3 separate regions of the Mus musculus genome follow, and all the other regions are linked to region 1. A link is a loop called in an ENCODE intact Hi-C map of the cell type or tissue named here. Cell type or tissue: heart. All regions are shown on one strand. Region 1 has its middle 240 kb from the start of Gm41479. Region 2 has its middle 25 kb from the start of Ncam2. Region 3 has its middle 130 kb from the start of Ncam2.

Evidence for each region. Peaks named below come from ENCODE experiments on the same cell type or tissue, not always from the same donor. Only the 100,000 strongest peaks of a DNase experiment are listed, where the experiment ranks them.
Region 2: a loop joins it to region 1, with 13 times the contacts of the local background. A loop is called at or near these places in 3 of 42 quality-filtered maps.
Region 3: a loop joins it to region 1, with 7 times the contacts of the local background. A loop is called at or near these places in 3 of 42 quality-filtered maps.

What each region holds. Positions count from the first base shown.
Region 1 is chr16:80,536,277-80,541,276 of GRCm38, reverse strand. No RefSeq gene overlaps it. Among named protein-coding and RNA genes, the nearest start is that of Gm41479, 240 kb to the right of the region's middle. In heart, a CTCF peak has its summit at 3,036; no DNase peak of the experiment used is centred here.
Region 2 is chr16:81,173,390-81,178,389 of GRCm38, reverse strand. No RefSeq gene overlaps it. Among named protein-coding and RNA genes, the nearest start is that of Ncam2, 25 kb to the left of the region's middle. In heart, a CTCF peak has its summit at 2,582 (motif pointing right); no DNase peak of the experiment used is centred here.
Region 3 is chr16:81,065,809-81,070,808 of GRCm38, reverse strand. No RefSeq gene overlaps it. Among named protein-coding and RNA genes, the nearest start is that of Ncam2, 130 kb to the left of the region's middle. In heart, a CTCF peak has its summit at 2,266 (motif pointing right); no DNase peak of the experiment used is centred here.

The DNA of each region.
Region 1 (5,000 bases):
ATTTATTGAACCAAAAAACATTAAGAAGTTAAATTTAGGCTTTAAATTATTCCCTACAAGTTATGGAGCATTGAAATAAACCTAAAGATATGACAGCATTAGGCAAGACATTTGAATTTGCTTTGGCCAAGAGCAACCACGATATGTGTGTGTGTGTGTGTGTGTGTGTGTGTGTGTGTGTGTGTGTATGTTTGAAAATTAGATTAGGGTAAGAGAATCAATGTGGGTAAACGTTGAGATCTCAGTAAAATAATTAAAAACGTTGCAAAGATAAAGTCACCTTGAGGATCCTGTCTCTGTTTTAGAAGCTGTTATAAGCTAATTCTTTGTTTTGGGGTATTTTACTCTAACTAGACGATATTACATTTTGATCATATATATCTGAGAGAAAGTAGAATTTCCTGCCCACAGGGTTTAATTTTTATTTGAGCCCAACAAAATATTTCACTAGTTAAATTTGTTTTAAATTGTATGAATCATATTTCTAAGATCTATAGCACAAGTTCTATATGATATCTGGAAAAAGAAATGTGGAGATGCAAACGACTTCCAGAATTTCAGTGCAGTGTGTCCTGATTTCAGCGCTGTGATCATATACAGAGAGAAACTGATCACAGTAAACCTAATAAGATACATTTTTTTCTTTTTTATTAGGTATTTTCTTCATTTACATTTCCAGTGCTATCCCAAAAGTCCCCCATACCCTCCCACCCCACTCCTCTACTCACTCACTCCCACTTTTTGGCCCTGGCATTCCCCTATACTGAGGCATATAAAGTTTGCAAGTCCAATGGGCCTCTCTTTCCAGTGATGGCCAACTAGGCCATCTTCTGATACATATGCAGCTAGAGACACGAGTATATATGCTTCTACATACGAGCTACGGGGAGGGGGGGTACTATTTTCAACTAACCTGTCACAGTTTAACATGGACATAGAAATATATTGTCACACTATTCTAACTAAGGTGAGTTTTTACTTGTACTGAAAATAATTATTTCATCAACTTCACATTCATAGGTATCAAACTTGTGCCCCAAAACACAGAATTGTATACTTGAGACTGTCTGAATTTTAGGCTTATACACACCAAGAAATACATGTTAGTTCTTCATATGCTGCCTATTCTTAGAACACTTTGTGACTTTCACTGTGCTTCAGTTTTACGCTTCAATATTCTAAAATGAAGTACATAAAATGCCTAACTTGCAGAAATTGTATCATAGAGTTACACAGATTAGTGTGAATATTTTATTGCTCATTTCTCATAAAACTATGCATAGTAGTTATCCATGGTTATATAATATAATGTATATGATTAAAGCAATTGGATATTATCTAGATACATTCCCTATATCTTCATCTCAAAGCCTGTCTCCATTATTAACAACCTTGGGTATTAATGAACAAATTATATACTGTCACAGGAAAATAAAACTTCTTTACAGTCAACATTTCAAAATGAAAATAAGAGTCCTCTTGACATACCCAACTAAAATGTAGCCATGTGATCATAAAGAAAAATAATCGGCTGGGAAATTGACTGTTCCAGAAACTGGCCTGTTAAGCATTCCAAGAAAATGTCCTCGTTTCATTCTTAAAGACAAAGTTTAACAAGCAACTGATGTTGAAACCCCCTGCTCTGAAGTTAAGACTAGTCAATCCTAGCATCTGCTTCTCCACCTAGAGCTTTATACATAAAAGAACTTGTGACCTCTGACGTTAACAATGAGAATGAATTCTATGGATGTTAAACAGTACTCAGAGGTAGAGCTCAGAGAAGGATCAAAGATAAGCCTAAGAACAGATCCTATTGTTGGAGGATGGGGAGTAGATGGTGCCTCTTTAATAGGCATGGTCATTGCATGCATTCACTGAAATGTCGGGACCTAAACTATGGTTTTGGAAGATCCAGGTGCAATCTGGCTCTTCAAAGAATAGCAAAGAATCACCAGCTTGATTGGCACTTTCACTCTGGCATTCCAGATGACTAGGGGGCTTTCATTTCCATTTCTTTCTGTTGAAGAATAGATTCTTGTGATTGACAATCCTGGTTTGTCCACTTCTTTCTTTAAGCAGAGCCTTCTACACCAATGCCCTAACACTGTGCCCAAAAATAAACCATGCCTTCCTTACATGCTATTTGTTATATAGTTTTTCTTAGTAATAATGGAAGCAAGCAACATAGGAATATATACCAAAATGTTGAGCCATTGTTATACCTGATCACGTGATTCTTAGACTTTGGAACTGGTTTGCTATTAGGTGTGGGACGAGAAGGAGAACATCTAGTCCTCCAAAGTTCTGGAGGGCTGAACAGGATATTTCTGTGAATATTTAGAAGACAGCAATAACTCTATCTGCAGCAGGGCTATCAGCCATTCACTTTTATTCTACCAAAATATGTGACTGCATTTTGCTTGTGTCCTGGGAATTCGAGTGGGGCGGAATTTTTATTTTCTTATTTTCTTATTTACTTATTTGACTTACATCCTGCTCACTGCCCATCTCAATCACACCCTCCCATAATCCTCTCTCTCTCCCTTCCTCTTCTCCTCTGATTCTCCTCTGAGAGGGTACACACACATACATACATACATAGACACACAGATACACTCTCTCTCTCTCTCTCTCTCTCTCTCTCTCTCTCTCACACACACACACACACACACACACACACACACACACACACACACACACTGCCACACTGCACATCAAATCTCTGTGGTTCTAGGAGCATCCTCTCCTACTGAGGCCAGACAAGGCAGCCCTGCTAGACAGATATATATCCCATGGAGAGAAAATAGCTTTTAGGATAGTCATTTAAGAACCCCATGACAGACAAGCTGCACATCTGTTACATATGTGTGGGGAGGCATCGATTCAGCCCATGTATAATACTCTTTTGTTGAAGTTCAGTCTCTGAGATTCCATGTTAGTTGACTCTGATAATCTTCCTGTGGGTTTCTATCCTCTTCTGGCTGGCAATTCTTCCCCTTCCTCTTCCATGAGTCCCCAAGCTCCATCTACTGTTTGGTTATGGTGTCTGCATCTGAGTCAGCTGCTGGGTGGAGCTTCTCATAGGACAGCCATGCTAGACTCCTGTCTACAAGCATAATAGAGTATCATTAATAGTGTCAGGAATTGGTGCTTGCTCATGAGATGTGTCTCAAGTAGAGCCAGTTATTTGTTGGTCATTTCCTAGGTCTCTGTTTCTGTCTTTATTTCTTAGAAGGTTCTGTGGGTATGTTGGTGTCCCAACTAAGGTTACCCCCTTTAATTCTTGGGAATCCCCTCATCCCAGGTCTCTGTTCTGTCTTGGAGATATCCCACCTCCCCACTCCTATAAGTTTCAGATTTCCATTCATTTTCATGCCCATCTGACCATCTCTCCTATCCCTCACCACACCTGATCCTGATTCCCTTTCCTAGTCTCTCTCCCACTCAGTTCTCTCCCTTCACCTAAAGCAGAATTTTTAAATGGCAGAATTTTAAACTGTCAATTTGTGGGATTCTGTAGGGTTTTTCTTGTTGTTGTTGTTTTATTGTTTTGAAAACTTTGATACTAAGGTGTTCACTCTGAGTTTGATAAATACTTACCAATTTATTCAGGTCTGCAGTGATAATGAGCAACCATAGTAAATAAATGATGGAGAAAACTAGAATGACATAGAAAAATAAGACAAAAACCTCACATAAAAATAGCATGCTGTGCCACTGAAGAACACCGATATTGCAAACTTAATATTGAGCAATATATATTTTACTTTGCACACAGACACACACACACAGCGGGGAGGGAGTCATTATCTCTTTTTATCTTTTTTTGAGACATAATACACATTGTTTGATAGTTATTATTTATAGCCATGAGGTTTAGAGAAAAATTTACATATTTATAAATACACCAAAAATTCCCATTCTATAAATAAGGAAACATACCATACAACATAAGATTCTCTCAACGATGAATTCATGAAGTTCTTAGGCAAATGTATGGAACTAGAAAATATCATCCTGAGTGAGATAACCCAATCATAAAAGAACACACATGGTATTCACTTATGATAAGTGGATATTAGTCCAAAAGTTCGGAATACCCAAGATACTATTTGCAGACCACATGAAGCTCAAGAAGAAGGAAGACCAAAGTGTGGATACTTTTGTCCTTCTTAGAAGGGGGATCAAAATACCCATAGGAGGAGATACAGAGAAAAAGTTTGGAGAATAAATTGAAGGAAAGGCTATCCAGTGACTGCCCCACCTGGTGATCCATTCCATATACAGTCACCAAACCCAGACACTATTGTGGATGCCAACAAGTGCTTACTGACAGGAGCCTGATATAGCTGTGTCTTCAGAGGCTCTGCCAATGCCTGGCTAATACAGAAGTGGATTCTGACAGCCATCCATTGGACTGAGCATGGGGTCCCCAGTGGAAGAGCTAGAGAAAGGACCCAAGGAGCTGAAGGGGTTTGCAGCACCATAGGAGGAACAACAATATGAACTAACCAGTACCCCCAGAGCTCCCAGGGACTAAACCACCAACCAAAGAAAACACATGGAGGGACTCAAGACTCTAGCCGCATATGTCGCGGAGGATGGCCTTATTGGACATCAATGAGAGGAAAGGCCCTTGGCCTTGTGAAGGGTCCCAGTGTAGGGGAATGCCAGGACAGAGTAGTGGGAGTGGGTGGGGTAGTGAGCAGGGGAATGGAGGAAGTAATGGGTAGGGGGGGTTCTTAGGGTAAATGAGGAAAGGGGATAAAATTTGAAATGTAAATAAAGAAAATATCTAATAAAAAAACCCAATGATAAATGATACTTAAGACTTGTTTTCAACTCCACATTATTTTCACATGAATAATAACTTTGCAATTTGGTTTGCATACAACAAAATGCCTAAGATAAATAAAGAATACATTTTTTTTTTTGGCAGCACATGATCTCAAAAGTTTCAGTCCATGGACAGCTGATCGATCCCATTACTTTTGAGGTGA
Region 2 (5,000 bases), 640 kb before region 1:
AGACTAATGATAATGTTTCTCCTCCAGTGGCTTGACAGATCATTGGAGCATTATGAAAGCTACTCTGTAGAAATGCAGTATTTATGTGAGTGTCATCCAGATTTCTCTGTATTCTTATTTCAGGGGTGCCTTCAGTACTTAGGTTGTTTTACTCAAGAACTGAATGGTCATCAAAAGTATTGCAATAATTTGCAGTGCTTCATACTTTATGAGACCCAGAACAGTTGAATATCCACTATGGATACACAATATGCCATTGTGTAAATACGCTACATCTGATTGGATCTGAGGCCCACTCATGAAGTGACTCATCCTAGAATTTAGGATTTTGCTGCCTAGCATAAATGTGTAGTTATGGTAGGTTGTAGGATAACCCCATTAAAACTCTCTTCTCTCTGTGTGTGTCTCTCTCTTAGTCTCTTGCTGTCTCTCTGTCTGTCTGTCTCTCTCTTTACACACACACACACACACACACACACACACACACAGAGAGAGAGAGAGAGAGAGAGAGAGAGAGAGAGAGAGAGAGAGAGAAACACATACACAAACTCACATATATATTTAATAATATTTACTTCAAAAGCATTTTAGTGTTAATTATCCTTTTCCATATTTCTTTCTCTATCCTGACAACCCATGCCCAATAGCACTTACCCCTTCGTGTTCAATTGTTTCCTTTAACCTTTAATATCACTGTGCTCTTCCTCTTCCCCTTTGGATGCTGGTTACTGAGTTGTTGGCTTTTATGGGTATATGAAGTGAAAAAAAAAAAAACAGGCATCTGAAGGTTCAAAACTAGCATCCGTACATGAGAGAAAATATGGGACATCTGTCTTCCTGTGTGGAATGTTTTACGTAGAATGATTTTTAAACAGTTGACTATCCACTGTGAATATCAATATCCCATTGTGGAAACACACCGCTTCTGATTGGATCTGAGTCCCCCTCCATGAGATGAGATGCATACCCAACAGTAGTAATGGGGCCAAGTACGCACTAGTTAGGTTCTAGGTCTAGGGGAGAACCAAATGCTATTATTTTGCTAATAAATAAAATATTTAAATGACTTCTAATGACTTACTACTATAACTGGAGATCACTGCATTGCTCCACTCTCATTTGGGGAAAGTGTCTTCTTGCTCTAGATGGTAATTAGTACAGAGAGCTTCAAAGGGTCAATGTGCAATGAAGAAGAGTGGTGTAGTTCTTATACTTAAATGGGATATATGCACCATACCCTTCGCTTGAAAGCTCAGATAGCTATGAGAGAGTATACATGAATACATTGTATACAAGAGGTGATGGATAACTGCAAAGAGTTTTTTGTTTCTTTGTTTTGTTTTCTGGACAGAGCAGAGCTATATCACAAACAAAATCTTAGACATTTTGCCAGCATACACAAGATTTGTGCAAACTCAAACCAGAAAAAAATCTAATCATTGCAAGGAGAAGAAAGGGACAAAATTCTCATCAGTAGCTGAGTTGCTATTGCCATTTGATGCTGATAAAAGGAAAAAATTCAGTTTTATTTAATGTGATTACTTGCAGGTGGGCCACACCTAAAGGCAGGCTGTACCACCATGAATAATTAGACAACAAGAAAAAAACTGAAAGTGATCCGGAAAATGTCTGAAAATTCAGTTGGGTGAGTAGAGAGAGAATATTTTGTAATTACATCTAAATAAAGTATATGAATAGTTACATACATGTGCACAGAGCAGGAGGACTTCAACACTGTACATCTAGCAAATAGATATAGTTAAGTGTTTCTTAGTAAATACATAGGTATTATTGGAACAATGGAATGAAGTAACAAAGTTTTATATTCTATTGCCAGGAGCAAAATAATATATGTATATCGAATAAAATAAAATTTCATGTCTATGGCTTAAAGTACAAAATTATTATTATAATGGAGAACCCAAAAATTTAAAATAATACAGCCAAGTAGGTTTAAATAAATACATTTACCAATAAATTTAGTCAAAAAAGAAAGTAAAATATAAGCACATAATGCAAAATAAATTATAGTTTCATTTTCTGTGATCATTCCCCTAAGTCATTTGACTTAATTTTATGAGGTTAAATGGCTTCAACATCTGATATCTGTTATCTTTTACTTATTCCATCTTTTCTACTTATAAATCAAATTTTCACTTGCTGTAAGTTACAAATACATTGGTGTGTTCAATGTAGTGTAGGTTTCATTCTTTAAAAAATTGCTAGCTCGTGCAAAGATTCTACTTTGCTACTTTATTGAGTACACATATAAGTAGTGACGTTTTAGAAATGCAATCCTATTCCTAAGTATTTTAAATATTTTTATGGCAAAAATCACTGGGAACTATTCATTCATTACAGTTGCTTATGTTCTCAGTTCTATTAAAAATCTCTCTAGTATTACAAAATCTACCGGAAAACCCACCATTTCCTCGTTTAAAATTCATGCTGTCTTTTTCAGAAGGCAAAGCAAAGATAAGCTATTCTTGGTTTCTGGTACTTCTTACTGTAGCAGCTGAATTTTTTAGACATTGATTTTTTTTTTCTTTCTTTCTTCGGGATAGTTCAGCTGCTGTAAATGAAACTAGTCAGACAGCAGAGGGAGCCCAAGCCGCCAGCCTTGTTCACAGGAGCCCTGTTACATCATCAAGCATGCTAAGTAAGAAAGCACACAGACTGTGCTAATGTAAGTGGTGTTTCAAGAAAAGCTTCAGTTTGGATTTATTATTTATTTACTGCGGATTCCATCAACTACTTTAAATGTTTCCTTAACAACAATAAAACAGGATCAATTTCTACAACCGTATCTTGAGAGAAAAATGAGTGTGAGGGAGAATGCAGAGTCCGGTCCAATTTTGTGGACTTTGTGCTTGGAACTCACATCCTAACTCCCTCTTCTGGATAGGAACACACCCACAGTCATTGCCACGGTTGGACAGCACTGGCATCTTACACATGGCGAAAATCTTTTCTGAGTCACTTTGCAGTTTTTTTTTTTTTTTCTTCACAGTTCCATTGTTGTTTCCGTTGGAAAAGAAATGGGTATAAAAGTATGAGCTGGAGATAAGCCAATGAAGTTTAAAACTTTGTCTTCAGCAAATGATAGAAATCATTTAGTTTCACCAGCCCCACCACATACGATGCAGACATATCACTAAAGAAGCCCAGTCCGCAGGACCTCCTCGAGGAAAACCTTGTATCTGGTCTGAATTTGCTAGTGAGATATTAATCATGCTTATCATGTGCCTTTGAAGAATACAAAAAACAACTTTCCTTTTATAGAACCATAAACTACTTATGAATTGCATATTTTATATTCATAAGATTATAAAAATTATATTATATTTGTCATAAATATTTAATGCTATTGTTTAGATTTTTGTGGTATATTCTCTAATAGTAAAAAAAAAATCTCTATTTTGTAAGAGGGGAAGACTTTTTTCAGCAATTTATTATACCAATCAAGCCAAGAGGTTGTCATAATTCCTTTTGAAAAATCATTGCAACGTTATCATGCAAATGTTAATTACTATTGTTAAATTTTCATTTAAAAATAAATCACAGCTAATTTTTAAACAGTGTATTTGCAGAAATAATTATGCCTTTATTCACAGCTTTGTATAATGTATACCTCTAGCTGAATCCTTCCTAACCAGTGTTCCTTCCATTAATTTGTTTATTGATAAAATACTGCCTTCATTTCTACAACTCCTTTTACTGACATTACTTCCTCTAGCAATCTGATGAGTTTCATACATCTTTATCCGTTATTTGATTCATTGGCATTCTCTTCCTTCACCTTAAACAACTGCTGAGGGAATATATATATATATATATATATATATATATATATATATATATGAGAGAGAGGAGAGTATATATTTGTATGTATGTATATATCACATGATCATTCCAGTTATACATAGTACGTATTATATTAAAAACACAACACTTTAAAGAATTTTTCACTTCACTACTATCTGCCACTTAAAGCTGATTAGGCCATTGTCACACACAAAGACATCATTAAAGTATAAGCTATTATCTTTGACCAGACATGCAGTAAAAATAACGGCTCATAATGACTGAATTATCTGCACTGACTTTTTCATGTCATAGATAATACTAAATACAGTTTTACTATAAGATAGTATATATAAAATATGTGTTCTCAGAACTATTTTTTTTTAGATATCCAAATACAAGTATAAGAAAATTATCACATTTTCTTTGAGGTAGGGTGGGAGTTTTTTCCCAATTCCTTTCCGAGGGGTTGGGGTTTTGTCTAGTTTAAACTTACACAGGTCATGTACATGCTTCAGTCTCTAGGGGTATGTATGTTTGCCATCCTTGTTGTGTATAGATGATGCTGTATCTTTAGAGTATCTGATCCTTAGCCCTTACCATCTTCTGTCTCCTCTTCCATGTAGATTTCTGAACAATGAATGGAGCCGTGTGATGGAAAAGAAAACATATGTTGTTTTTTCCAATGTAGTGACATCTGATGTATATACTACACTCTAGGACAGACCTCATGCTGAGGGGTATTTGGCCAACACAAATAGAATTCCATGCTTTTTAGTGGGTTTGTTGTTGTTGCTGGTGGTGATGGTGGTGGTGGTGGTTGTTTGGTTCATTGGTTGCTTGATTGGTTGGTTGGTTCGTTGGTTGGTTCATTGGTTTGTTTACTGGTTGTTGTTTGCTCTTGGTTTTGGTTTTGGTTCCCTTTATTGTTATTTATAATTGGGTGGGTAGGGATAAGGTGTGGTGTGTGAAAAACTGGGGTTTCAAGATATAATGGTAAAAAATATACTGTATGAATCAAAATTTAATCACATTTTCCTAAGAAAATATCAGATATTCATGTGTTCTATTTTGTTGTGCTTAAGGACAAGTAGCTTAATGCTTTGAATACAAATCATGGAGGAGGAAAAGTATGGCTTAGTAGTTGAGTATACTAAGAGAACCAGAGGTACCTTCCCAGCATTCACATCTGGGAA
Region 3 (5,000 bases), 530 kb before region 1:
TTGCTGAAGTTTAACCAGGATGTTTTCCAGAGCTTTTGTGATCTCTGCTTTCCTTCTTAGAAGATATGAAGTATAAGACAGTCATTGATCATTGCTTTTTCAGACATCACCACTACCCAAGCAACTCCTGCTTCAGTTCATTGCAACATAGAATCCAGGGACATGATGGAGCCAGAGTGAGACTGTGGAAATTAAGATTTGGTCATAAAAATTCTTGACATTACATTCATCTATTGGCTCATTCTTGGGGAAAATCCAATAACTGTATTTCATTTGCATGGACACCCTTGTGCATGGGTCCATATGGTGGGAAGCTGAGGATCATGCCAACATCCAGTTTAGTTTATTATGTCTGGAATCAATACAACATACAGACAGATCTTTCGGCCACTTGCATTTTGTCAAATGACTGAAACAATACCTAAAGTCTTCACTGTAACCTTGTAAGATATTTAAGGCAGAGCTGTGCACCAGGGCCAAGCCAGTCTTCTCCAACCATTAAAATTGTGTGAGTTAAGTGTTGCCTGTTTTACGTTACAGAGCTCTGGATGATTTATTGTTGTGTTACGTAATACAGTTTCTAATCATTGTGACAAGTTAATACTAAAAATATAATACAAACTGAATATTGTCATATTTCCCTCCTGTTCTGTAGACAGTTTGTTAAGTATAGTATTACTTTGTAGATACTACAAAACATACTACATGGTAGATAATTTTTTTTTAATGAGAGATAAGTTTTTCCTCATTCTTTTCTTTTCTTCAGAAATGTATCTGACTGGAAGAAGCAATGTATGCCATTACTAATAGCATTCAGTAGAGTCCACTTTGAGCAATAAAAATTTTAATTATTTTCATGTAATAAAAAGGTAGGAGGTCATGTGTTATGTGTTAAGTGATTCTTATGTGTTACGGAGATGAGAACCTGAGTGAGCACTCATGAGTTAACATACATTTTAGCAGAAACTCAGGACCCAAAGGAATGCAGTTTTGGCAGCTTTCACCCAAAACATTAGTATTGATAAATAGCTATCTCCCACATTATAATTTCAACCTGATGCCTATACTTTTAGGTCAATATTTCAAGTTGAAAAATCCAAGCAGATGTTGCCAATTCTAGAAGTAAATGTCACGTGATCGTATTCCAACCATAAAGTGTTTAATAGAAAGCAACAAAGGAATTGAATTTTATCCTGCTTGCAAATTTATAAATTAGCTAGCCAGAGAAAAAGAAACTATGTGTTGCTTTGAATACCTTCCTGAGCTGTCACGATAGCAGTCACTGTATGGAATACATATCTTTAGTACATTAACACACTACAAATGACCTCTTATACAAGGGGGAAAAACATTTACACCTCTTGTTTTAATTGCCTGCACCACTGATACACACAGACAACATGGTAAGAACCAGATGTTAGCTGTCACAGCATTAGAGTATACTACAGGAAAGCAACTTCACAGATAGAAAATTACATTTGGACCTGCTTATGACCTGTCCCTCGAAACAAAAATAAAAATGTTGCAGTTATTGTAGGCTGCACTCAAATATCTCAATAATCAAACAAAAGAATTTCTTATATCTATCACACAGGGGTGTAAATAAATATATTTTATACAAAGGAAAAATTTTATTTTATTGTACTGTAATATCCTCAAAAATCTAAAGTGGACTAAACATGATTTTGTTGAGACTCTTCAGAGATAAAAGAAATTTGAGAAATCTGTAGGAAAATATTCTGCAACATCTGAGAAAGCTCACAGAGTGAATATAAGATATTGTCAGTCTTGATACTGAGTTTCTGACTTTTCTTCAAAGTTAGGAAATGCTCTAAACACAGCAAGTTAAATGCTAGTGGGATTCATAATCACCAGTGAAGCTAAACACCAAAACTGGCTCAACAAACAGAAATTAACTTTCATTTATCTAGTCCACTAGTTTTTGCCGAGTCCAATATCAGATATTAAAAACACAGCCATACTAGACACATAATCATGTACTTTAAAATAATGAGACTATCATTCTTACTAGCAGTAATGCAAATGTTCACATATACATTATTTAACTTTGAGAGATTCTTTTTCTCATGACTTCGTTTTAAAGATGACATGTTCTTGAAACATTCTAAGAGGAATTCACTTTTAGCTTTATGAGTTGGAACTGGAAGAGCTGCCTTGTTCTCAAACTGCCAATAGGTTATTAAGGCATTATCAGAATAGAAATGTTATTAATCAATTAAGGTAAATTTGGACATGAGCACTAGAGGGCGCAAAAAGAATGGGTTCAGACCCAGGTTTGGTGGAGGCAGTGATATCTTCCAATGGAAAACTTGACTGACATGTTGAGAAGAACTTTACAGTTGAGGGGCCAATGAAAGTGTTCTCGGCAGAAAATGCATCTGCCCAAATAGCGAGCAGTTATAGAGATATACAAGCAAGGAAAATTGTATCAATGGATCATTGATTTCAATAGCTTAGTTACCAATAATAAAAGCAAAATGGACAGATGGAACTTAATTACTAAATGTAAATAATGATACTAATTAGAAAGTTTTGGTGGAATTATATTTCTGTACTGTAGTGCAGAACAAATTCAAGGTAGTTGAGTCATTCACTTTCTATAACACTGAAAACCATTTTGTTCAAAAATGTTAACATCTTTCTTCAAATATATCTGTTTATTAATATGAGAGTTAGCTTTTATTCCCTTAACTAGTAGCATTTGTTGTCACTATATGTTATGTTAAGAGACAGGGAATTTTATATGAATCCAACCATATATTAAGAAGATTAAACACACTAAACATCATAGGACAAAATTTTTGAAAAGGGTAAAACCTTAGCAGTTCTGGGAGAAGTGTGATAGCTATTATTTAGGAACATTCTTCTTTCCATTCTTTTTGAGGTTGAGGATCATTGGCACATACGTTATGAATCTGCATTGTGATAATTTTCATTGAATTGTAGATTGCTGTTGATAAAATGCTTCTTAATGTGATATGAATGTACATTTGTTTTTCTATCTTCAAAACTCTTTGAAATATATGGAAGACAAATACTTAATTGACTCAGTGTGCACCCAGTGAGAGCAAGTATTAAATGAGAGTTCACTGAAAATGAAAACTCTTCCTTTAAACCCATACTACCTCACATGGAAGCAGTAAACTAGGGGAATGCTTGGACCATACAAATGTAATATTTCTTCAATAAGTAATGATCATTGGAAAATTATGAAGTGAATACAACTAAACAATATAGATGATGTCTCTGAACTGCAAAACTTTACTCACTAAGAGAGAGATGTAATTAACTGATGGTTGAATATTTATAATAAGAATACTCATGGGGTCAGTAGCATAATCAGAATTTCTTTGTAGATTAGGTCCAAAGAATCATATCCCATTATGCAGAAAAATACTTAAAATGCATAAGGTGTTGAAGTCAAAATGTGTTTACATCTTAGATGAGCATTCACTCTAAGAATAATGATAAATAAACATTATATCCAGATGAATCGGAGATCCCTTTAAATATGTAGAGAAATTTAAAGTATAATGACTTTCATTAACCACTTATTTAAATACAAAATCAAATTTTGTTTCATGATGAATACTTTCAATAATTAAAAAAATAATCTGAAAAAAATAAAAAATAGCTATAAAATAGTTATAAGTATAAAATTACTGTATGGCATATAACATATGTGTGTTATGTTTAGCGAACATAGGATCAATTAAATGCCCTATCATTTAATTGATATCAAATATCATCAAGCCTGATTACTTGATTTTGAATTTCTGAGATACATGTGGTAGAATGAGGAAATTGACTTCTGAAATTTATCCTTATATGATCTGTGGCACATGTGTTACCACTCCCACAAATATATAATATTTACATATAATATTCAAAACCATATGGAATATTTAGGAATATTTATATACAATGTATCTTATAGATCTTATATTCCATACCATATATCATACTATACACACTCTATGTTATATGTCATATATCACATATTATATATTATATTATATATAAATGAAAAAGGGGATTATTAATATATGAGAATGATCACTTTTGAAGTTTACCATTTGTGAAAATATTTATTTCAAAATATGTATTTTATAAATAAAACTTGTAGCTGGTTCTATAGCTTAGAGCTGCTTTAACAAGCTAAGAGTACTATCTAAAAATAATATAAATGAAATAGAAAAAGCTTATTTCTATAATAAATACTATACTTTTAATAATGTAGCACATAAAGTTATTAATTTCATTTGTAAATAACAAAAAGTTTAAGTAAATTATCTTTGAGATTTTTATTATAAGACAAGTCAGTTTCAGAAATTGTTACTAATATTTACTGGAGAAGAATTTACCTCGTATATTTTTAATGAAAGAAATTCATTAGAGAGAGTACAGAAAATTTGTTATTAATTATTTTTGTTTATTTTTTGTTTCTTCCCTTTTTTATTGGTAATTTTATTTCTTTACATTTCAAATGTCATCCTCCCCGATTGGTTTCCCATCTGTAAACCCCCTATCCAGTCCCATGTCACCCCTGCTTCCCACCCAGCCCTGCCTTACTGCCCTAGCATTCGACTACACTGGGGCATCAAGCCTTCACAGGACCAAGAGACTCTTCTCCCACTGATGCCAGATAAGGCCATTCTCTGCTACATATGCAGCTGGAGCCATGGGTCTCTCCATGTGTACTCTTTGGTTGGTAGTTTAGACACTGGGAGCTCTGGGCAGTCCAGTTAGTTGATATTGCTGTTCTTCCTATGGGTTTGCAAACACCTTCAGCTCCTTCGGTCCTTCCCTTAACTCCTCCATTGGGTTAGTCATTAATTTGTAAAGCATACTTTATAGAAGTTCTGCATCCCAGTAGACAAGTGTTTGGTTTATTATAGGTATTTTTACCTCTGAACTTTCACTACATATATATTAAAATGTTAAACTTTAAATATTTTGTGATGCAACCCTATACACTT